Regions from separate parts of the Mus musculus genome. Here all the other regions are linked to region 2. Evidence: chromatin loops called from intact Hi-C (ENCODE). Cell type or tissue: left cerebral cortex. All regions are shown on one strand.

The links. Hi-C counts contacts between places; a loop is a spot of excess contacts. Peaks named below come from ENCODE experiments on the same cell type or tissue, not always from the same donor. Only the 100,000 strongest peaks of a DNase experiment are listed, where the experiment ranks them.
Region 1: it touches region 2 in a loop (2.9-fold over the local background); 3 of 42 quality-filtered maps call a loop at or near these places.
Region 3: a loop joins it to region 2, with 2.1 times the contacts of the local background. A loop is called at or near these places in 2 of 42 quality-filtered maps.

Annotation. Positions count from the first base shown.
Region 1 is chr1:192,331,771-192,339,770 of GRCm38, reverse strand. It overlaps Kcnh1 (potassium voltage-gated channel, subfamily H (eag-related), member 1), which reads right to left. Exons shown (of 11, transcript NM_001038607.2): 7 at 1,942-2,371. Among named protein-coding and RNA genes, the nearest start is that of Kcnh1, 140 kb to the right of the region's middle. In left cerebral cortex, a CTCF peak has its summit at 7,428 (motif pointing right); DNase peaks (open chromatin) are centred at 282, 3,559 and 4,821; H3K27ac peaks cover 3,263 bases.
Region 2 is chr1:192,263,356-192,271,355 of GRCm38, reverse strand. The region is part of intron 5 of Kcnh1 (potassium voltage-gated channel, subfamily H (eag-related), member 1); the gene reads right to left. Among named protein-coding and RNA genes, the nearest start is that of Kcnh1, 77 kb to the right of the region's middle. In left cerebral cortex, no CTCF peak of the experiment used is centred here; DNase peaks (open chromatin) are centred at 1,299, 2,292 and 4,225; H3K27ac peaks cover 4,036 bases.
Region 3 is chr1:192,354,904-192,362,903 of GRCm38, reverse strand. All of the region lies in intron 7 of Kcnh1 (potassium voltage-gated channel, subfamily H (eag-related), member 1), which reads right to left. Among named protein-coding and RNA genes, the nearest start is that of Gm31011, 160 kb to the left of the region's middle. In left cerebral cortex, no CTCF peak of the experiment used is centred here; DNase peaks (open chromatin) are centred at 274, 1,578 and 3,492; H3K27ac peaks cover 2,122 bases.

The DNA of each region.
Region 1 (8,000 bases), 68 kb before region 2:
GACACAGCCACTAAAACTCTCAGGAACCTGCCTGCATCAGATACAAGAACGGGGTGGCAAGCCCATTGTATGACAATGTGGGGTAACAAAGATGACTCCAGAGCTGGATCTCTCAACTGAGTAGGCAGCGTGCCCAGCAGAAGCCTCAGGCTTCTCCAGGTGGGTCATCAAGCCATTCACCCATGTCACCCCGAGAAGGAAGCCCTGCTCTGCAGGCTGAGCTCTGTGTGAGCAGATGCTTCCTTCCTTAGGTGGCCTTTCCCATGAAGTGCCAACACAGTACAGCGGATGCCCGGCCAGCATGCACATGAACCACTGAGGCTCAGGCAGGTCCCTCCCCACTGAGGTTTCCTGGGATGAAAGGAGGCCAATGTCATCAGCCAAAGGCACTTTCTAGACTCTTCTACAGTAACAACTGCAGTGTTCAGTGGTAAAATGACTCAGACTTCAGCACTTGCCTCAAGAACTAGGGGGATATTCAGTGCAGGAACAGGATCCCAATAATCTATTCTCATCTTTTCTCTCTCTCTCTCTCTCTCTCTCTCTCTCTCTCTCTCTCTGTCTCTGTCTCTTTCTGCCTGTCTCTGTCTCTTTATGTTTCTGTCTCTCTTTATGTCTCTGTCTCTTTGTCTGTCTGTCTGTCTCTCTCCATCTATCTGCATTTCTCTTTCTCTGTGTGTGTGTGTGGGGGGGGGGGCAGTGGGTAGTTAGTGGCGTGTTGTGTATTGCTTGGGGATTTCTCTACCAAGAGGCAGACAGGAAAACTCTCGTCTCAGTCGGGAATGATTATGTCTCAGGTCTATAATCTTAGCACTCAGGTAGGCTGAGCCAAGAGGGCTGGCAGGAGTTAAAGCTGGCCTAGGCTAAAGAGTGGGTTCCAGGTCATCCTGGCCTATATAGCAAGAACTGGTCTTCCAAAAATAAACCAGGGTGAAGGAGACAAGGAAGAAAGGGCATGGAAATAAGAAGGTGGCAATCAGAGAGTTATCCTAGAGAAATAAATTCTTCCCTAGGAAAGCCTGAGAAGAAAAGTAATTGTAACAGAATACAACATTGAACATCAAACTTCAACAGAGTTTTCGCTCTAACAAGCAACTACTGTCATGATGACCAAGCTGCCCAGAGCTCCTCTGGCAGACAGTATTAGTTCTCATGTCAGGCTGGATTATGCAGATCTAACCTACGTTTAAACCAACACACTTCTTGCCTGCTGAGCGTTCACTCAAGCATCTCATCAAGAACAAAGCAGGGAAGGCTGCGGAGAAGAGGGTTGTCTGTCTGTCTCTGCTGTGACTGTCTCACTGTGCAATCATAGCACCACACTCTGCTTTAAGACTGGACATGGAAAGACCCCGACAACTCAGTACTCTTAGCAAACTGTATATGAAACAGTCTTTCAAGAAGACTTGTGAAGGCACCAAAAAGGAATAATTGTCTCTTCCTCCCTCTCTCTCCCCTCCCCCTCCTGCACTTCCACCCCTCCCCCTCTTTCCACTAACAGCATCTCCTGGACCCAGCTGGCCTAGAACTTTCTATCTAGCTAACAACGACCTTGGGCTCTATCACCACTCCCTGAACGCTGAGATCACCACATACTCCACCACACCCAGTTTGTACAGTGCTGTGATCGAACCTAGGGCTGCCTGCATGTTAGTCAAGCACTTTACCAACTAAGCTACATCCCCACTCCTCTTCACATTTCTTAATTTTTTTCTGAAATCTGTTTCTCAATCAGCATGAGCTGATTTAAAGATCAGGAAATCCTTAAAGCTAGCCTTCAGGAGAAGATATGTCTGATGGTCATTTTAAGCAATCATTCCTTGATCCTGTTACTAGAGTAATCCCGTACCACCTTCAGCCTACAGTAGGCCTGGCCACCAGGCAAGATGGCCCTGAGTTCCAGATTGTCCCGTCCCGTCCCACCCTGGGCGCCATACTCACAGCCAATCATCATGATGGCCACTGCGAAGATCTTCTCGATGTCTGTGGATGGGGCAATGTTACCAAAGCCCACACTGGTGAGACTTGTCATGGTGAAGTACAGCGAGGAGATGTAGACAGAGTTCTTGCTTGGCCCACCTTCCCACTTCCCTGAACCAGACCCATTAAACTGGTATGGAGTGCCGATGTCCAATGCCAGTTGGTAGAGCCAGCTGTTGTTGCGGATGGTCTTGGTGTCTTCATCAAAGATCTCATAGTCCCCAATGCTGTACCAGATGCAGGCCATCCAGTGGGCAGCAAGCCCAAACACGCACACCAACAGGACCAGTACCGCGGCTCCATACTCGATGTAATGATCCAGTTTGCGGGCCACTCGCCCGAGACGGAGCAGCCGCACAACTTTCAGAGAACTGAACAGGCTGCTGATGCCCTGAAAGGGGATGGACACAGAATCAGAGAGAAAGAACAAAGCTATGGCTCCACCCCACCACGGCCATTAAGTTAAGCATTCTGTATGCTTCCATGACATGCAATATTATACAACCCTTTGAAAAACTTAAAATTAGAATGCTTTTTGAAAAAATACTGTTTGTTTTAATTTTATGTGTCTGTTTTTGGCTGCAGTTACCTACATGTACTTGCCTGAGACCTATAGAGGCCAGAGGGGAGTGTCAGGTCCCCTGGAACTGGCATTAGAGGCACTGCCAAGTGTATGCTGGGAACCAGAACTGTATCCTCTATAAGAGCAATAAAAGCTCTTAACTGCTCAGCCATCTCTCCAGCCCTTCAAAATCAGAACTCCATTCCAAGGTGTATGGAATAGCGATTTCTATTTAGTGTTTTATGGCTTGCTTGAAAAATAAACAAAACAAGTAGAATTATTACACATGAAAAAAACAAATATATACTTTCCATACCATTAGTTATTTTAAGAAAACTTTCAAGGGTTGTATAATATTTCATATTATATAATATGAAATATTCAAGTTGTAGCATATTTATTTCATGTGGCAATGAATTATATAACCACACTACATTGCACATAAGCAAATAAATATGTGTATATTAGAAAGCAATCAGGAACCACAGGCTGTTTTGTTCTATTTTTACCTACTTTGTCATAAATGCATATATTTATCTAATTTCTGTCACTTTCATTACTTTGACTTATTAGGGAAAAAATAATTGCAATTAAAGTTCATTGAGATGCCAAGCATGGTGGTACACACACCTTGTGTGAACGCCTAACTTTGATTTTCAGTACTAGAAAGTAAATAAACAGCAGGACAAATAAACAAGCATCACAGTCATAGAACCTGCAACAGATGTGATGGTTTCTTATCCACTAACAACGTTCACCATCAGCACGGAAGTTCTCAGTCTCCTCCCTCTGCTGTGGTCGACTCTGCCACACGGAAAGAGTGGACACAGCCCTCATACTTAGATTCAGTCAGCTGATAGGGTAGGGTACGATCTTGCTCCACAGGGGTCTCTCTCTCTGCACCCTAGCTGAGGATTCTAGCTTACGGAGTGAGCAGCATCTGCAGCCGCCATGAAGGAGATTATTTTGGGAGGCAAAGGAGTCTTTGGAGTGAGTCAGAAATCAAGCACCATGTACGCAGCCACCCACATGCCACCTCCTCCTGAGGGTCCCAGTTCAGAGAAAAGCATGCTTTCCAGGGTAAAACTGCCTTCTCATTTTTCCTAGTTCATATACAGCTCACAAAAACAACACTAGGTAGACCAGAAGTCCCCAAAGGCAGTCTGCCTCTCCTTGGCTCTTCCCTTTGACCTCCCATGGCTCTGCCTCCACCACAGGCATCCTTTCAGCTACCAGTGCCTGCACCGCCTTTCTCATCCACCTTCCACGTCCCTGGCCCTTCCTCTTCCATCACAGTGGCCACCACAATACATTCACTCAGTTCTCAGAGGCCAAGCTATCCTCTAGCTATACTCCCAACAGCCACATGATAGGTAGACACATGTGGCACCTCCTTGGACCAGCCTCTCAGCCCAGAAGGCCTGACCTATAACTTGCCATCTGTTAAAAATCTAACCATCCTTCTGGTTGTCACTGACTCTACCAAGGGACTTCCATGATGACCCTAAGTCAGACCCCATCCCCAACTCCTCCTCAAGTCCACAGTATTCTGTGTCCATTACCACTACACATGATCTCCTGTGATATTGTTCCCAAAACATCACCAGGAAGTACATCTTCCCAAATACAGGAGTCACCTGCCATGCATGTTAGAAGCAAGTGGTTTGAGCAGCGTCAGCAGCCCCCATTTTGGAATCTAATTTACCACGGCAAGTGTAGCACACAGCACATGCTCAGGAAGAGTCTGAGGTCAGGGTCTGAGGTCAGGGCATACTTTCTCCTCCTTTCTTTAAGGAGGGTCTGGAACTGCATTGCTGTGTCTCTGTACAGCAGCATGTTGTTTCTCAGCGGTTGTGCAAATCCTCTTTTATCACATTAGCAGCTGGAATCCTGGTATTATTAGTTTCGCTCCCCCACATCCCTACTTTCCTGTAGCTTAGTTCATGGGATAAATAAAACGGAACACTCCAAACTTCTTTTTCCTTTGAGTACATTAAAACATGACGGGGCCATATGCTTAAGAACCAGGCTACTCCAGAGGCTCCTCACAGCCTAAAACCATCTCACGGTGCAAGTAGTTTCCTGGATGCTTTATGGAATTTTGGCATTAGGAAAAGCTGGGTGTTCCCAGGTGGGTCAAGAAGAACAGAGCAGCAGGAATAGAAGCTACTGAGTTCATCCTTGATGGGAGGCAGATTCTGGACATCTCGGTGGCTCCTCTGTGATATCACTGATGAATGTGACTGAAGTGGACAGTCTGCAGGCTTCAGACTCATGGTATGCAAGTTTTCAAGATTTACTTAAATGAGCAGCCCACACAAATGACTCATTAGATTTGTCTTACCTCACCTTGTGTGAATGTGTATGTGAGTGTGTGTGTGTGTGTGTGTGTGTGTGTGTGTGTGTGTGAGTGTGTGTGTGTCCTTCATGTGAGTGCTAGGATCGGAACTTGGAGCCTCGTTTGTATGGCTCTCCTCTCTTACCCATTAAGCCATCTCTCTAGCCCCTAGCTTCTCATTTAATTAGATATGTATGCCTCTGTGTGTGTTTGTATGTGTGTGTGTGTGCATGCATGCATAAGTGTGTGTATGTGTGCATGTGAAAGTGTGTGTGTGTGTGTGAGTGTGTGTATATGTGTGTGGGGGGTAGATGGGTGGGTGGGAGTTATGCACACGTGTGATGTCTGCTGAGGCCAGAGGAGGGAATCAGGTGTCCTGATCAACCAACCACTCTCTGCTTTACTCCTTTGAGACAGGGTCTCTAACTAAAGCTGGAGCAAGACAAGCAGCCAGGAAGCCCCAGTGATTCGTCTGTGCTGGGTTACAGGTGTGTGCAGCCATCCACACCTGGTGTTCTCCATGTGAGTGCTGGGATCCAAACTTGGGGCCTTATGTTTGTGCAGCAATCTCTGTTACACATTGAGCCACCTCTCCAGCCCCCTGGCCTCTCATCTAACTAGACTCACCAATGTCTCTTCTATCATTATTTTTCTACTGTAGATATAGACACTAAAGTCTCATCACATTATTGAAATGCTGGTTTTTTGTTTTGGTTTTTGGTTTCTTCTGTTTTGATAGTTCCACCAGAATCCCACATCTGCTCCGGAACACGATGGCAGCCATGCCAAATTAGAAATATAAATATAATTTTTGTTATCATCTTCTACTCAATATTGCTTGGAGACCCCTTCACCTGCCCTTCTCTGTCTCGTGCTTCCTCACCTTCATGTGGTAAGGTCTAAGATCTGCATCTCAATGGACTATGCCTGCCTGGCACCGGCTCACCAGGCTTTCTGTCAGCACTGGCCTTCCCTGTTACCCTCCCTCCCTCACACTCTGAAGTTAAGAACAGCGAGTTTTAAGCTCCATACTTGCATCTTTCCAAACAAGAGTGACTTAGCACTCAAACAATAAGTACTGCCTTCCCCCAGGAAACTGTGTCCTCCACCGGGCCCTGTGAATGGCATTTCATTCATTCATTCTTCAAACAGGTTGGAGGGATGGGAGGAGCTTCAGGCAGAACAGGGTGGCACAGTTTGCACCCCACACCTCAGCTTCCTTTCACTTTTTATCTTGTGGTGGAATCTCACCACGCTGTCCAGGCTGGCCTTGGACTTATTCTGCAGGTCAGAGAAGCCTTCAACTTGGAATCCTTCTGCCTCAGTCCCCCAAGTAGGTAGGATGAGAGGTCTGAACCACACCAAGCTTAGCAAATGCTTATGGAGTTCCCACTCACACTTCAAGCACTGGAGACAGACAAGTGACAAACCTGACCCAGACCTTCACCCTCCTAGAATTTTTAATTAAGAGAGACAGATAATAGGATAAAACTCTAAAGTAAGAGCTGCTACATGACGGTATGCTAACAGAGCAGGCACGACCTACGCACAGAAGTAGCAGGAAGGTGGCCAGCCAATGTCACTTAGGAGGCCGTGGCATCAAGGCAAGGGCCCACAGGAGACAGGGTGTGAGCCATGAGATGGTCTAAGAAAAACAAGCTCCAGACAGAAGCAATGGTAAAGCACCCTGGGGTGTAAAGGGCATGCCACACTCTGTTGCTCTGCTGTAGACTGACACGTTCTTGGGTCTAGAAGGACAGTGCCAATGAGAGATGTGATTTCTTACATTAGCCCTCCAGGCACTGAGGACATTACCGGATTCCTGAGACCTACCAAGTTCACCATAGACTTACTCTTCAGGTGAACATGTGAGTCCCAGTTCCTCACAGACACTCTGTGGTGTAGTTGAGTGGAAACCTACACTGTGGTGATACTGAACCTAGAGGTCTGCTAAAAGGATTGTGATATTGATGTAGGGGGTCATGTTGAGAGATTGAAGGATGTTCAAAGTACCCATCCAGGTGTGTCTGAGTGTTTACAGAGGAGATGGGCATGTGGGTCAGTGAACTGAGTGACAGAGACCTGCTCAGACTCTGGGAAGCACCAACTAAATGTCTAAGCACCTGAATGAATAAAAAAAAAATCAAACAGGAAGAAAGGAAGGCAACTTCCATCCCTCTATGGGCTCCCTCCCAAGTCAGTGTGCTGTCTGATGCCACTTTTAGGCTTGGACCAATGATCTTTAACCTTTGACTTAAATCTGCACTAGGGGCAATGAGTGGAGGTCCCTCAGGTCTTTGGTCTCAAGCTGAGGGAGTTGAGGTTATACCTTGGGTCTCTCAGACTTCTGATTTCTTAGATGAAGCCATACACCAGCTTTGCTGGTTCTGCAGCTTGTAGGCAGCCACCACTATGGACCTGCTCAGCCTCTGTGACCATGAGAGTTAGCTTGACACACCCATCCTTTTGTGTGTGTGTGTGTGTGTGTGTGTGTGTGTGTGTGTGTGTCTATACCTATATTTATATTTACATAAATACACAACTTTGCCACTAGAGGTCTCTCTCTCCCCAAACCTCTTTTTCTAGTTTCATGTAACAGAGACTGGCCTTGAACTCAGTATGGTAGATCCAAGGAGTCATAGGATCAGGAGCTTGTGACTCCTTGGAGTCTACCTCCCAAGTGCTGGATGCTAGGCATGCCACAGCACAGCCATTTATATGGCCCTGGCAATGGAACCCAAGACCTCACACATGCCATAAGCAAGCATGAGCCGCATATACCAGCCCCCACTGGCTCTCCTCTGGGAAAGCCTGGCTAATACAAAGATTTACTACTTTATTAACAAAAATTGTGTGTTGTCTGACTTCAAGAATGTTCATACTATTGGAACTCGGAGCCATTTCTGTTGATAATGGGATAAATTGGTTTTACCAGGTTTCATTGGAAGTTGCTTTCTGAAGCTGAAATTTAATTTGCCCCCCCCCCCTACTCATTGCAATATTGTACTTCGGCCATGTTTAATTCAATCCAGTGGTTATTTTCTGAAACCTGGGGAAAGAAGACACATTCTGAACGGAGAAATGATAGGAAAACAGGGCAGCCTGATCCCTGCCCTCACA
Region 2 (8,000 bases):
AATTAAGAACAGACAGTGGGCTTTACAAAGATGAAAAGACAGGCACGGTCGGAATAGACAACTGCAAAGCAGCATCAACAAAGAGCCAGTGTGCAGAGCACACAATCTGCAGTGCACCAATCTCAAACTGAGAAAAGCAATCCAGTCAGAAAACACGTAAAAGGCGTGGCCAGCGTGGATTTACAGAGAGCAAATGAGCACATTAGCCATTTGGAAAACACAGAGACCACAAGGAGACAATCCTGCATACCTGTCAAGATATCTGATCTGAACAGCCATGCTGGGTGCAAAATGCCAGTGATAAGAAAATGACCAGACCATCAGTAGGAAGGTAAACTGGAGTGGCCATCCCAGAGGAGTATGGCAGCCTGGGGCACTCAGAAAGTGAAGCCATATGGCTGAGCTCTCCATCCAAAACATGAAGAGTTATGTGAAAGCATTTACAGGCACTTTACTCTAGAGAAAACATCAGCAGTACTTCAGATAGCCTTCAGTGGATGCAGGGTTTAACAAACCATAACACATCTAGACCTGGAAACTCAAATCTGCACCACAAACCTGTACATTAGAGATACAGGCATTACCTGCCTGACCTCAGACTAAAAAACTTTCAGGTTTGTGATTTATATAACATACCTTTAGTGTGCATATGTGGATGCATCTATATATGCGGACTTGTGTGCATGCATGTGCATGTGTACATGCTGGTGTGCATATGTGCACTTGAGCATGTGCACGTGTGTGCATGTGTGTTCCTGTATGTGTGTACATGTGTGTATGTGTGTGTTCATGTATGTGTGTGCATGTGCATATGTGTGTGCAAGCATGTGGTGTGTGTATGTGCAGGGGGAGGTGTGTGTATGTGCATGTGTGTGTTCATGTGTGTATAGTATATGTGCACATGCATGTATGTGTGTGCATATGTCTGTGTGTGTGTGAGAGAGAGAGAGACAAAGAGAGACAAAGAGAGACAGAGGGCAAGAGCATGCGCATGCACGCGAGAGAGAAAGAAAGAGAGAGAGAGATAGTTTATTTTCAGATAGGGTCCCTTCACTGGCCTTGAGCTAGCCAACTAGTCCAAGCTAGTGGCCAGCCTGAGGATCTGCAATCTGCCCCTCCTAGCGCTGGGGCTGCGAGCGCACATGAGCATTTTCACGAGTGTTTTGGGGTCGAGTCTATATCCTCACTCTTGTAAGGCAGGCATGTTAGGGACTGTGCCATCGCCCATTCCTTAGTACAGGCTTATGACTCCATTTATTTAACTTACTTGAGATAACACAGTTATAAAAATACCACAATAAATGGCTGCCAGGGCTGAAGAAGGGTGCGAGGAGAAGGAGGCGGGTATGTGGGATCGTTTAGCTCTATCATTTAGAACTGTCTGTGAATACTTAGTTATCTCAAATAAGTTTAGTTTTTAAATATCAGCCAAAGGTAGGTGAATTGTGAGTGTTATGAGGAAAGAGCCCCATGAACCTAGCTAAGGGAAAGGCAGGTGAAAAGGGAGATGGGGTTAAGGTTTGTTCTGCTTTTCAAGACACGGTCTAGGTGATAGACTACTCAGCTAGAACTCTACAGACTCTGCTAGCAAGCAGGTACATGCTGCTTGGAAACTGAAGCCACCTACAGCTCCTGAGTTCTGGTAGCAAACTCTCAGCAAGAAGGTATCCTTTCTGAGAATAGTGGCCATGTCTGTGACAGTCTGATAAAGTCCACAATGATGTCTCAGTGGGGTTTGCCATCCTGAGTCTTCCCAGGGAAGTAATACACCCTCCCTGAGTGAGTACCTTGCCTGGACCAATGGTACCTTGCCATCTAGGCTGACCACATTCACCCCCTTGCAGCTATACTCAAGAGGATCTGAGGGAGGCACCAAGGTAAGTGGGAGGTCCATGGAGAACTGTGTGCAGCTTCCTCCTCCCATTTCTGAGATTCAGCTTTTACACGTTAGCCACAGAAACCAGCATTCTAGAAGTAGATTTAGATGCTAGGATGTTTTTTGTTTTTTTTTTTTTTTTGCCCATGTTTCATGTTATGATTTGCACATGTGTGTGCACATTTTCGCATGTGTGTAGGTCACACGTGTTGGGGTACATGAATGTAGTTGTGTAGACCCACACAAATTGATTTTAGGAATCAACCTTGCTTACCCTTATACCATATTCACTGAGGCAGGGTCTCTCAGTGACAGAGCAGAGCTCACAGCTTCAACAAGTCTCTGCAGTCCCCGGCTCCAGGGCTCCCATCTCTCCCTCCCACAGCTAGAACACGGGCTGCTGACTAAAGGCAAGCACTTAACTGCTGAGCAAAAACATTCTCTTTGCATTCTCTTTACAAGCCTGTGGAGAAAGCTATGAAGGATTGCTTGAGACAGATCCAAGCATCCGACTTAGGCTCTTGCGTATGTCACTCTGCTGTGAACTCTTAACATCATCATGACATTGTGAAAAGCAGAAATAACATGGAATTCTGTAGAGCAAGCACTTTATTTACAGAAAATCAATACCCTTAAGAAAATTTCCTGACCAAGAGACCATTTTACATCCAGTAAGCTATCTGGCTACAATCGCCATTTATAGTAACTACAGCGACAAGTGACTGATTATTCATATTGATCAGAAAACTCCACGAGATTGATCACCTTCCTCCCCAGGAGGTGAACATGGCAATGGATTCCCGGCAGGAAGTACAGTAACAGCTTTGACCCATCGAAGCCTCGCCTCATGCGGGTCCTTCAGTATGTCATTCTCTGTCTCTGGGGCTTAGGGGAGCTGGGGAGATAAGTAAGTCTCCAATGTGCTACCTGCGCAAGCATGAGGACCTAAATTCAGAGTCCAAAACCCTCACAGAGAAGTCAAACCTGGTGATTCATTCATGTAATCCCAACACTGGAGAGGAAAGACAAAAAGATCTCTGAAGCTTGCTGCCTAGCCAGCCTTGCCTGCTCAGAGCCAAGCCAATGAAAGCCAATGGGGGGGGGACGGGACAACAGTACTTTAGGAATGACAACTGAGGTTGACCTTTGACCTTCACACACACATACACGCACACACGCACACATGACACACGCGCATGTGCGTACACACATGCACACACACACACACACACACACATACGCACACACACAACATGCATCTTCTGGGCTCAGAGTTAGAGCGGGTATGTAGACCTTGCCTGGCTCTAGTTCCACACTCAGTGCTTTCTACAAGCTTGTCCCAGTATGGAGAGCAAGATGCTCATCTAGAATGAGCTGGTCTGCAAGTCCTAGAACCATAACACAGTGCTCCTACCAACTTCTCTGCCCTCAGCAGTATGGGCAGGTGTTTCTAGTATCTTCCTGTGGTCAGTCTGTATGAGTCAAGATTAGGGGGGCAGAGAGCTAGCGGCCTTTCTACCATACTTCCTAACCCGATTAGGGTGTCTAGTGCTGTGATGAAACACCATGAGCAAAGCAACTTGGGGAGGAAATGGCTTTTTGGCTTATACTTCCATATCACTGTTCTTCATCAAAGGAAGTTGGGACAGGAACCTGAAGGCAGGAGCTGATGAGAAGCCATGGAGGGGTGCTGCTTACTGGCTTGTTCCTCATGGCTTGCTCACCCTGCTTTCTTATAGAACCCAGGGCTACCATCCCAAGGATGGCATCACTCACAATGGGCTGGGCCATCCCTCATTAATCACTAATTAAGAAAATATGTCCTTCGTACCTACTTATAGCTGGATGTTATAAAGATGGTTTCTCAATTGAGAGGTACGCTCCTCTCAGATGACTCTAGCTTGTGTCAAATTGACATTAAACTACACAACCCACTTCCTAAGGGTAGGCTTGTATCTAAGTGCATGTCCTGGCTCCATGCTCAGTACTGTTCACAAGCTTGGTCCAATGACTCCCTCAGCCAGGATGAGGTCCTCTAAGGCAGATGCCATTTCTCCTAGTGTAGTATCACTGGCTCATGCTCTCTCCATCCTCTCTGCAGGACATCCAAGCAAGGCAGGTCCTAGGTGCTCTCAACTGTCCTACATGGACAGGGCTGGGTAAGCTCCCGCCCAAAAGAAGACAGTGCTCAGAAAGCCAGATGGGCCCATCCATCACATTCCTCTAGTGTTCTTCATCCTGGAGTTCTCTGCTGCACTTTTTAAACCCCCACAGTCTGCCTATGAGAGTGATAGGAATGGGGAGGCAGAGGCTCAATGCAATGGAGGGGAAAATGACTCACCCTACATCACAGCAGGGCTGAGGAAAGAAAGGAGATGTGGGCGGCAGGCTGCCAGCTCTGCGTGTGCAAGTCACACTCTGCTCTAGACACCTCGTGCAACAGTGACACACACGTTCATCATCCGGAAGCCCCAGGACATGAGAAGGCATGTCACTCACACCCAGGCTGGGAAGTAGATCACAAAGGTGAAAGGTTTGCTCTTAGCCTTACTGCAGTCTACAGGAAGGACACCTGACCACAAATCCGGTTTTCAGATTCAATATTTCTTCTTCTATTGTGTGTCAACTCTCCTAAGAAACCCAGGCTCCCAGTTGAAGGTACCATCTCCCCTCCCAGGGTTGACCTTCTCCAGAACATCTCATTAAGGTCCTGGTCCTAGCTGCATTTCTATTGGTATAATTAAAAACACACTGTGACCAAAAGCAACATCAGGAATAAAAGACTTCATGAGGTGACACTGCCAGGCCATGGGCCATTGCAGTAGAGAGGTCAAGGTGGCAGCAGCTCACTCTCTATCCACAGTCAAGAACAGAAGCAAATACATCCACGCTGCCCTGCTGGCTCTCTTCCAGCTTTGTCTGCTCCTATACAATGCCCCTCTGCCTAGGAACCCACGGTGAAATGGGGCTTCCTATACCAATGAACAATCTCCCATAGACACCCCCACAGGCCATCCTGACATAGATTATTCTTCATTTGAAAGTTTTTTTTCCCCCAAGTGATTATAGGTTGTGGCAAATTAACAGTTAAAACCAACCATCAAGTCACCAAACCAGCTAGGTTGGCCTGAGTCTGTGTCCCCCTTAAGAGTCATCAACCCACATAGAAGGGAGTCAAGAAAATGACATCGTACTGAGTGGTTTTGCTCAGATGGGTAAGAGGCTGTGATTTCCTATGCTCAGCCTTTTAGCCTTTTAGCTTAGCTGTCAATCTTGGCTCATGGTTTCAGCTAAAGCTGAACCAAGAGACTCTGCATCTTTCAGCAGTCACAAGTCTATACACTGGCCCTACACTCACCCCTCCTCCTGCTTCAGTAGAGGGCATCCTCCCTATCAAAGGCTAACCCCTCCACCTGCTCTGAGCCTCATCTTCTCCTACCTGCTCCGGTGTCTCACCCCCATGCCTTCCCATGATGCTTCCCCATCCTTCCCCTTAACCTTTCTGTGGACACAAGTTCTTTCCATCACATCTCAGACACAAGTCAACTTCCTTTTTTTTTTTTTTTTTTTTTTTTTTTGGCTGCTTCCCTTTGTAGCCAGACTCTTTGAAGAGGAGTCAGTGCCTTCACTTTTTGCTCTCAAGTACCAGCCTCATATCTTATCTGATCACTGCCTTCAGTCTCTAGAGACTGCCAAGGTCATCAGCAATTGCCATGAGGCTAAATTAGACTCTCTCATTCTCTCTCTCTCTCTCTCTCTCTCTCTCTCTCTCTCTGTGTGTGTGTGTGTGTGTGTGTGTGTGTGTGTATGTTCAAGTGTGCAGGATGGGTGACAAAGATATACATGCATGTGGAGTTTGCCTTGAGTATCTTCCTCAATTTCTCTACACATTTGAGGCAGAGTCTCTCAGACTAGCCCAGAGCTCACAAGTTAGCTAGCTGTAGCCCCAGGGATCATCTGTCTCTGCCTCCAGAGTGCTGGCATTACAGGCAACCACCATGCCTTCCCGGCTTTTACATCGGTTCAGGGGATCTGAACTCTGCCTCACTCTTGCACAGCAAGCACTATCTGCTGGCCATCGCCCCGCCCACACACTTCTCCCTTCTTGAAACACTCTGTTTCTCTCTACTCTCTCCAGCCCTTGGACCACAGAGACAAGCAGCTCAGATCTCCCTTCATGAGAACTAATCTGTCACCAAGGGCCACTACCTCTGTCACCAAACAAACATGACTCGGGATCTATTCACAGCGCTCCTGCTCATTCTTACAACTGCATCCCCGGCTCCATCTTCTATGGAAACTTTAAGTGTATAATTCAGTATAGTCAGCTATGGGCACAGCTATGGCAGATCCCCAGGATACCCTGTAACTGAGACCATAAGTCTTCTGTCCTCCCTTCCTGAAGCCTGTGGAAACTGTCCTTCTATTTTTCTTTCCTTTGAGCTTGGCCATTTTGAGTTTCTCATACAAGTCCAATCATATAGTACTTTTCTTTCTCTGTGTGGCATAATAGCCTTTTATGTCCACCTTTGTTGTTGCAAATGGTGGGACTTAACTGTACTTTAGTAATATTCTGCTGTAGGTATAAGTATGTGGTCTGATTTTTTTTTCTACTCATACTCTGACGCACAAAGGTTGCTTCCATGCCATGGCTATCATGAACAATCTGTGGTGAGCACAGAAGGCAGGCATCTCCTCAGGTCCTAATTTCAATTTCCTGGTATAAATTTTGGCAAAGTATAATCTCATGGATGCTCACAAAACACTTCAATCCACATGACAGAGACAAGAGAGAATGTTACATACTGAGGCTGCCACAGGCAGTCACAGAGAGAAATAAAAACCAGTCAAGGTTTCATTAGAGCATTTAGCTACAGGGAGTTTCCACAGATGTCTGTGCCTGGGAGTGGGGTATTAGGTTATGGTTACTATCTTAGTTTGGGTTTCCATCACTGTGAAGAGACACCATGACCAAGGCAACTCTGATAAAGCAAACATTAGTTGGTACTGGCTTACAGCTTCAGAGGTCTAGTCCATTATCACCATGGGAGGAAGCATGGCAGCCTCCAGACAGACATGGTCCTGGAAAAAGGAGCTGTGTTGGGAAACCCTGCTATTAAGGCTGCAATCTACCATGACTAGACAGCTCCCTGAGCTCAGGGTAAAAATGGAGAACCCCCTTTTTTTCAGCAGGGCTTCCTCTTCTCTGCCTGACCTTATCTGGGGAACCTGACCCCCCACATCCTCTACCTGAGGAATGTCACATAGTTCTTGGCAAAATTACGGGTTCAACTTCCTGGAATGTTTCTCTATGCAAATGAGATACTGGGAAGTACCTTAAGTCTCAGCCAATGAACATTCACCCTAAGAGGAATTAACCCCTTCCCTCTCTCCAAGGTTTATATAGTCCTTGTTTACCTTGAGTAAAGAACACAACTTCTTTCACTGAAATCATCAGAGAAGATATCCCTCAACCACCAGCAGTGAGGGAGGGACCAAATTCCTGTTGACCCACCCATTCAGGACTGTGCTACATCCTTCCTTGCCCAGTATCACAAGAGAGGAAGTGGAGTCATGGACCTGAGAGTTCTACATATTAATTCCCAGGCAGCAAGGAGAGACTGTCTTCTGCAGGCAGCTAGGAGGAGGCTAGACTTCATATAGGGTGGATCCTGAGCATAGGAGACCTCAAAGCCTGCTTACATAATGATGCATTTCCTCCAACAAAGCTACACTTTCTCCAATAAGGCCACACATCTTAATAGTGCCACTATTTATAGCCAAGCATTCAAACACATGAATCTATGGGGGCCAAACATACTCACACCACCACAGTTAGCGTTTACTGGATGTTTGTGCTAAGCTCCAGAAGGAATGAGTGCATTTCTTATATGTTCTTTAACTCCTGCAACTCCATGATATATCCTCCATAATCAAGAAGAAACCAAGATGCGAAAAAGTAAGTGAATTTGTCCCAAACCAAATTTTTAAGTTGTGCAGCCAACATGGAAACCCTTGTCAAGGTGAACTCCAGTGTAATATTTTCAAGCTTTTGTCCCCAGGCGAGGGTCTGGATTTAGTCATTAAATCTACTTAGTTATTACTGGGTCATGAAACCAAATAT
Region 3 (8,000 bases), 92 kb before region 2:
CAGCCCCAGGTCTCTTCTGGGCCCAGGTTGTGATAGTAAGCGGACCTGTCTCTCCCCCTCCACCTTTCTAACAGAGCCAGGTGAATGCTTGCATCTTCCTGTACCACTCAGCTGAGATTAACTCTGAAAGACCACTAAACAAGCAAGCCACAGAAATACTCCAGAGGATCACCAGAGATTCAAGACAATTTAGGATGTCAGCGGTTGTTTTTGATATTGCTTATCACGAGCATGAGCAAGGCATGTGGGAAGAAACCAAGTGTAAGCTACACATGGAGGGGCTTCGTGGCACAGCCCTTGCGGGAACAGATGTATCCGTTCCCATTTCATGACAAGTCTTAATTCTGACACCGAATCTCAACCACCCCCAATTCACAGGTAAGTGATGTTGTATCAGCAAAACCTGTTATCCAAAGAAGCCTTCATAAAAATACTGAAGAGCAGGTTGGGGGATTTTCCTGTCTACCATAGATGGTCAGAGAAAGAGAATTTGGTAGAGAGAGGGAACGAGGGAGAGAGGAAGGAAGGGAGGAAGGAAGAAAGGGAGGGAGGGAGGGAGGGAGGGAGGGAGGGAGGGAGGGAGGGAGGACACCATTAAGAATGAGAGACCCCTGGGCCCCAGAACCTCAGCTAAGTCTCTGAGAGTTGATTTTATATATGAGCCAGGTTAAAATGGATGTCTTTTGCAGAAGGGTAGATGGAACCCACCCAGTGACCTGCTCTAGGGACACACAAATCAAGATGTCCAGCATCCCAGACAAAGCTCAGCTCTCTGTAGAAGAGTACACACCAACCCCGTGCACAAAGAAGCTACGAAGGAAGAGAGAGAAAGCAAGGAGGACGGGGTGAAAGCAAGAACAGCACAGAAAACCATGCTAGAGGTCATGGACTCCAGCAGCAGCAGACATGATGGTGAGCTCTGCCCGAGGGGCTCCTGCCGTGTTCCTGAGCAAGGGTGTTTACTCTAGGTAAGCGGATCTTCCCCTGTGGCTGCTCCTAACTTCAAGGGTTAGCAGTGAACCAGAAAGGGACTCCACCCTATGGCAGCACTACAGGTGAACTGACGTTACCATGGAGACCTGAATCTCCAAGGGGAGAGGCTGGGATTTGAAGCTTCAAGTCAGGGAAGGGTCCAGTGAGAAAGGGTGTGTTTGTTGAAGAGTTCATCCCCGAGGGAGACTTCAACATCTACCTCTCCTCTCAAGGTCCCAACAACAGACCAAAGCACGATTCCACCTAAGTTCACCAAGGGAAACCACAGAGCATGAGTGTGAAGGTACTGGCAGACGTGGCAGGGGTGGGGGGAGAAGCAGCCGCACTTTCAAGTCTTCATCTAGCATGGAAGCTGCCTCCCCTATCCACACACATGGAACCCTTCTTAGCCGCCCAAACTATAACCTCTAGCTCTGCTGGAGAGCTCTAGGCCATATGCAAGGGCAGAACTGCACACACATGTCTGGGAAGAGCTGTTAGAAGCCCGAGTGAGGGCCCCTCTCCACCCATTCTTCTATGAGGAACGCCAACCGTCAGTAAGACCAACTTGATGGACTCCCTGGAGCTGGCACAGTCATCTGATGCAGACAGTGGCTGTTTTGCCTGGGAGGAAATCACATTCTACAACAGAGTCTGCCAGGTGCTTCTGTCAGCTTCTAGAAAGAGAGGCAGAGATGTCCTCTTTCCAGGAGCAGACAGACTGAAGAGACTGACTACAAATCTGAGTGGCTGAAATAGGCTATAAAGTCTGGCTTAAAGTATTCAAAATCGAGACCAAGCCCCACAGCTTCAGGCTTTGGGTGGTTTCAGATTTCTGGAGATTACAGGAGATTAGAGATTACCACAGGGTCTGGATACAACTTGAATTCGGCCCACCAGCCTAGCCTCTCCGGTGGAAAATCCTGACTCAACGAGTGGGGAAGTGATTGAGGAAGACACCCGACACTGACCTCTGTTCCCAAGCATGCAAGCATACACACACACACACACACACACACACGCACACGCACACACTCTCTCCCACACAAACAATAATAAACACATCGCATGGATGTATTTGACAATGGTCTGAGCTTGTGGTTCCAGTAAATCTTCACAATACTGTCAGGTAGCAAACTTATTCGCAGATCAGCGAGAGGCGAGATAGGTCAGTGGGTAAAGGCATTTATCACCACACCTGATGAGCTAGATTCAGTTTCTGATATCCACAAGGTACAGTGTGAAAACTTACTGTACTGGCTGGTTTTGTATGTCAACTTGACACAAGCTGGAGTTATCACAGAGAAAGGAGCCTCCCTTGAGGAAATGCCTCCATGAGATCCAGCTGTAAGGCATTTTCTCAATTAGTGATCAAGTGGGGAAGCCCAGTCCATTGTGGGTGGGACCATCCCTGGGCTGGTAGTGTTGGGTTCTATAAGAGAGCAAGCTGAGCAAGCCAGGGGAAGCAAGCCAGTAAAGAACATCCCTCCATGGCCTCTGCATCAGCTCCTGCTTCCTGACCTGCTTGAGTTCCAGTCCTGACTTCCTTTGGTGATGAACAGCAGTATGGAATAAACCCTTTCCAGCTGAATAAACCCTTTCCTCCCCAACTTGGCTTCTTCATCAGGATGTTTGTGCAGAAATAGAAACCCTGACTAAGAAATTTACCTCTTCGTGTTGTCCTCTGACCTCCATGTCTGCCGCATGGAGCGTCACCATCTCCCATAAGTGTATACAAAAATAAACAAATGTGTAAGTAGACAAACAGTAAAGTGTCGATGTCATTTTAAAAGAAAAGTAAACTTATTCTCATACTTTGGGTAAAGAAAATGAGGCTCAGAGTGGCAGGTCTGTTTGTCCTGGGTCAGAGTGCTGTCCTCCGAGGTTAAGGATCCAGGCCTGCCTCTCATGGGCTAAGACCCAGGCTGTTTAAAGAACCTTTGTTTTCACAAATTAAACACCACAAAGATACATGTTAAATTAATATTTAAAAAACAAACAAACAAAAAAGCAACACTGTGATGAGAAAGATAAAGAAAATCCACTGCAAAGAGAGAGGGGAGGAGATGCAGGTCTGACTGTTCAAACATGACCGCCTGTTGCTGGGCCCTTATGCTGCATGCTGAGAATACACCTCAGACAGGCATGGGTCTCTTCTCTGTTCAGAGCTTACAAAGAAAAGGGATTGGGGGCAGAGATGGGCTCTGGAAAAATAGTTACATAGACAGGGCACAGTTCAAAATCACACTGGTGTGTAACTATTTGTCTAGCTGGGACTCAGGCTGACTGGAGACAGTTCCATCATGTTCTGAACAAGACTTCAAGGCCATAGAGCCTCTGGTACAGACCTCACCATGGCTCCCACCACAGGCTGAGCTAAAGCTGAGCTCAGGCATCACTCTGAGCAGAAGGACATTTAGAAGTTTTCCTGTCTAATTTAAGCTGCAGGCATCTTTGAAAGACTGGAGATGGTGGCTTCCCTGGAAAGGATAATATGTTTCGTGAGGTTGGTGGGCTGGGGAGGCTGGGGGAAGTGTGAGGTACTTGGATATTTCACTGCATGGAGGCTTCCTGGAGCAGGATTCAAAGCTGAGGCAGGAGAACAGGCTGGAGATGGGAGGCTAGCAGGTGCTACCACTGCAGGCTCAGCAGAGCTGGCTACATCAGCGATTGGGATACAAATACTGGACCAGTCACCACTGAGCTGAGACTATGGGTCTGGCTCATATGACCTCTCTCTGATGGAGTGTCAGAAGAGCCACAGATGTATCTGTAGACACTGGTGAAGGAACAAGAGTCCCCTGACCTATCACCAACGGCTTGTTTTTAACCCAGATGTTTCCCTGACCCCCCACTGTTCCCATCTTCTTGTCTTCTTTCTCCTCAGCCAAGCCAAACTGCAGAGTTCCAGCTCCAAACCTTCAAGCCCCATACAGCTCACACCACCTCATGAAAACACACACACACACACACACACACAGAATGACATACACACATATATACACACATACATATTTACATATATACACACATATACAAATATACATACATACACATATATACACACATATATACTTGCATACACATATGCACAAATACACACACACACATGCACACACATATTCTGGGACCCCAGAAGAGAAGCCCCATATCCTAGTGTACCCTCAGTTAACTGCCTGATCTCTGTATTTCTATTTCTGAGCCAAACTCCCAAAGCCCAGTTAAGCCACCTCTCTACTTAGATGCTCTGGAGAGCCCAAACTCATGCTAGCCCCACCCCTACCCACTTTATACTGGTCAGCCTCCACCCTCCCAGCTCCATAAAATGCACCAATCTCAAAAACCCTCTGGTCTAACTCTTCCAAAGTCTGGTATCAGTCAGCCTGGTACTATGGGTTCCCCCTCCAAAACCAGTGTGTGTCTTCCCATCACTATCCATGGTACTGTGACCCCCAACTGTGTGACCTGGGATCCATGACCTCTGCAGACCCTGCCTGGCTTGTAAACTGCCCTCTTCCTCTTCTGCACAGCTTTATTTACTGTAATATCCCTGGAAACTTTTGTCTCATGCACTGGCATCCCCAGGGTATGAGTGGATTGCAAGATTTTGTTTTTTGATTTGTGTTTTTGTTTGTTTGCTTTTGGTTTTTCGAGACAGGGTTTCTCTGTATAGCCCTGGCTGTCCTGGAGCTCACTTTGTAGACCAGGCAGGCTGGCCTCGAACTCAGAAATCCGCCTGCCTCTGCCTCCTGAGTGCTGGGATTAAAGGCGTGCGTCACCACGCCCAGCTTGTGTTTTGTTTGTTTGCTTGTTTTTAAATCCAAGTCATAGGTCTACTAATTGATAAACCAATCTTAATCAGGGAGGACCTCAAATTCCTCTGATACATCTGCATGCAGGCTGATAAATATCTGTGGCTTACATAGAAACCATACAGAACCTTTTTAAAGATGCACTTCAGATGACACACATGAGGCCCGTGAATTAATCCCTGCCCCATCAGCAATGACAGTAATTAACCTCCACAGAGCACACTGCCAACAGCTCAGTATGGGTCTGCTCATAAAGCCAGAGAAAGTATTTCTTCCTGGGCTGGGAAATAGTACAGCGAGTTCTTGCCTCACATTCACAAAGCCCTGTGTTCAATTCCCAGCAGCAACACACGTACAAAACTTGTGTATATGTATTGGATAGTTTTTCATTAGCTTGAGAGGAAGGAACCTCAATTGAGAAAATGTCTCCATAAGATCCAGCTATAGGCAACCCTGTCTTAGGGTTTCCATTTCTGTGAAGAGACACCATGACCAAGGCAACTCTTAAAATTGCAAACATTCAACTGGGGGTGGCTTACAGGTTCAGAGATTCAGTCTATTATGATCAAGGCTGGAAGCATGGCAGCATCCTGACAGGCATGGTATTGAAGAAGGAGCAGAGTTCTACATTGTGATTTGAAGACAACCAGAAGAGAAGACTGTCTTTCAGGCAGCTAGGAGGAGGATCTCAAAGCCCACCCCCAAAGTGACACAGTTCCTCTAACAAGGCCACACCTGCTCCAACAAGGTGAAATACTTACTGATAGTGCCATTTCCCATGGGCTAAGCATATTCAAACCATCATAAAGCCTGTAGGGTATTTTCTTAATTAGTGATCGGTGTAAGAGAGCCAACTGTACACAGTGCCACTCCCGGGCTGGTGGTCCTGGGTACTGTAAGAAAGCACCTGAGCAAGCCAGTAAGTAGCACTCCTCCATGGCCTCAGTATCTGTTCCTGCCTCTGGTTCCTGTCCTGTTGAGTTCCTGTCCTGGCTGCCTAGGATGACAACTGTGATGTGGAAGTATTAGTCATGGTGTTTCATAGCAGCAGTTTAGACAGTCTACTTTGCTTTACATTATTTTCTCTTAAAATATGGGTTCTGAGAGCATTCTCTCCTGGCCCAGCAGCTGGGCTCAGCTCAGCTCAAGATACTAAGGGCTGCATGCACATGAGAGTGAAGAAAGCACCACCCAGAGACAGCCCTCTCCACAAGCTTCAAACCTAAGTGACACTTAGAGGGAACGATACCACATGACAAACAAGAGGAACACACCAGAGAGAACCACTCCAACCATCCCGCACTGCCCCCTCAGCCAATGGCACCTGGTCCAAATTGTCACCAAGGATGTTGGCCATCTTCTCATGGGGTCATGTGCTCTCTCTGCTCCTTACCCTTGAAAAGGAGAAACCCTAGCTTGACTTCCTATATTGAGGTGAAACCAACTTTAGACAAACACAGGACCATGGGGAAAAAAGGAAGCAAGAGCAGGACTCTTGGGGCCAGGGCAGCTAGGACTGGAACCAGGCCTCCAGGAAATGCCACATCTGGTACCTTCTGAGCTCTTCTTCTGACTGGCTCTTTGCAGTCAAGTCTTAGCAACTCCCTCAGCAGATGTCTCTATCGCCAATGGAACCACAGGGCACCTTGGCCATGATTTCAGAGCCACAGAAGACAGACTGAGCCCTGATATGGCCTTCAGAGGCAAAGCCTGGCAGAGTGTGAAGGACAGATGGCGGCTCTTTTAAAGACCCGGGAAGCTGCTAGGAAACAATCCTGCAGCTAAGAACTGGGTTATCCATGAAGAAGATCATGGGAGACTCTCCTAGGGGAAAGGCAGACAGAAAACAAAGAGCTCACATTGATGAAAAGAACACACTTTGGAACCAGGAAGCACAGTTAGCTTTCCAACGCTGTGATAAAGTGTCAGAGCTAATCAACTTAAAAGAAAGAAAGGTTCACTTGGCTTCCAGTCTCAGGGGCTTGTGTTCATGGTTGTGGCAAAGTACAACATGGCTGGAAGGCAGAACAGAGGTCTCCCCTTGTCCTAGCAGCTGCAGGATGAAAAAGTAGACAGGAAGGACCAGAAGTCCTGTTATGGAAAACTGATCTAACTTCCTCCACCAGGCCCCACCCACAGAGAGTCCACTACCTCCTGAAAGGTCCACACGCCTCTGGGGGGATATCCAGGATCTAATCTGGATTAGGCAGGTTTACTGTGGCCATCACCAAGAGTGGGAAGCTGAGGTCTGAGGGAAGACAAAGTTGAAAATCTAGGCTGCAGCAAAGCCTTCATAACCCAAGACAGAAGCAAACAATGATCCTGTCAGGCGCTTGGACCAGAGGACAGAGAGAGATGGTCCCTTGCCAGAACACCACACTTTATCCCCTACACAGTGAAGGCTAGCCTCAGAACACAGGCTCGTCTGTCTCTGGGTCAGGCACTGAACTGTACCACTCATGATACTTATGTGGGTGACCCAGAGCGGAGGGCGACCCAAGGGAGAATACAGGATTAGAACATGTGAAGAGACCATCACCATGAGCAAAAGCAGCAGTGTGGGGAGGCATGGGAAAGAGTGGTGAGGGTTAGATCTGAGCATGCTTCAGTTCCACCCTCCTCTCCCAGTGAGGCTTAAGCTAAGGGCACTGCAGGACCAAGAGAACAGTGAGCAGCTGCTGAGATGCTGACCATGACCTTTGACCCTTGCGAGCTGTTGCCCAAGACCTTGGTGCTCAAATGTGGACAAAATACCAGAGCCCAGGGCCCACAGCTTTGAGCTCATTGAGGCAGTGGGAGCGAGTAGCTCTGTCTGGAGGCTGGAGGGGACACCTTCATAGCTGCTACACAGCAGCCCATAGGCATGCCACATGGCTGACAGCTGTGATCTTGGAACTGTGTCTACCCCCTGGCTGGGAATCGAACCTACAATGACGCCAACCTCCATGATGCAGTAGCACAGAATGTCTCCAGCCCTAGGAAGGGACTCTGTCAAGAGTTTCAGTATTTCTGGGAAAACCCAATTCTGTCCTTGCTGCTGTTGCCTCTGCTTAAACCTCCCTTCCTGCTAAGACACACTCAAAGCCCTTCTGTTTGACTTCTACTCCACTCTACTCAATCCAACTGTGGGTCCTTGCCATAAATCTTCTCTCAGAATGATTCAGCTCTGCAGCACACTCCAGCCTCCCAGACCAGCTACAGCTTTCTGCTTGAGCC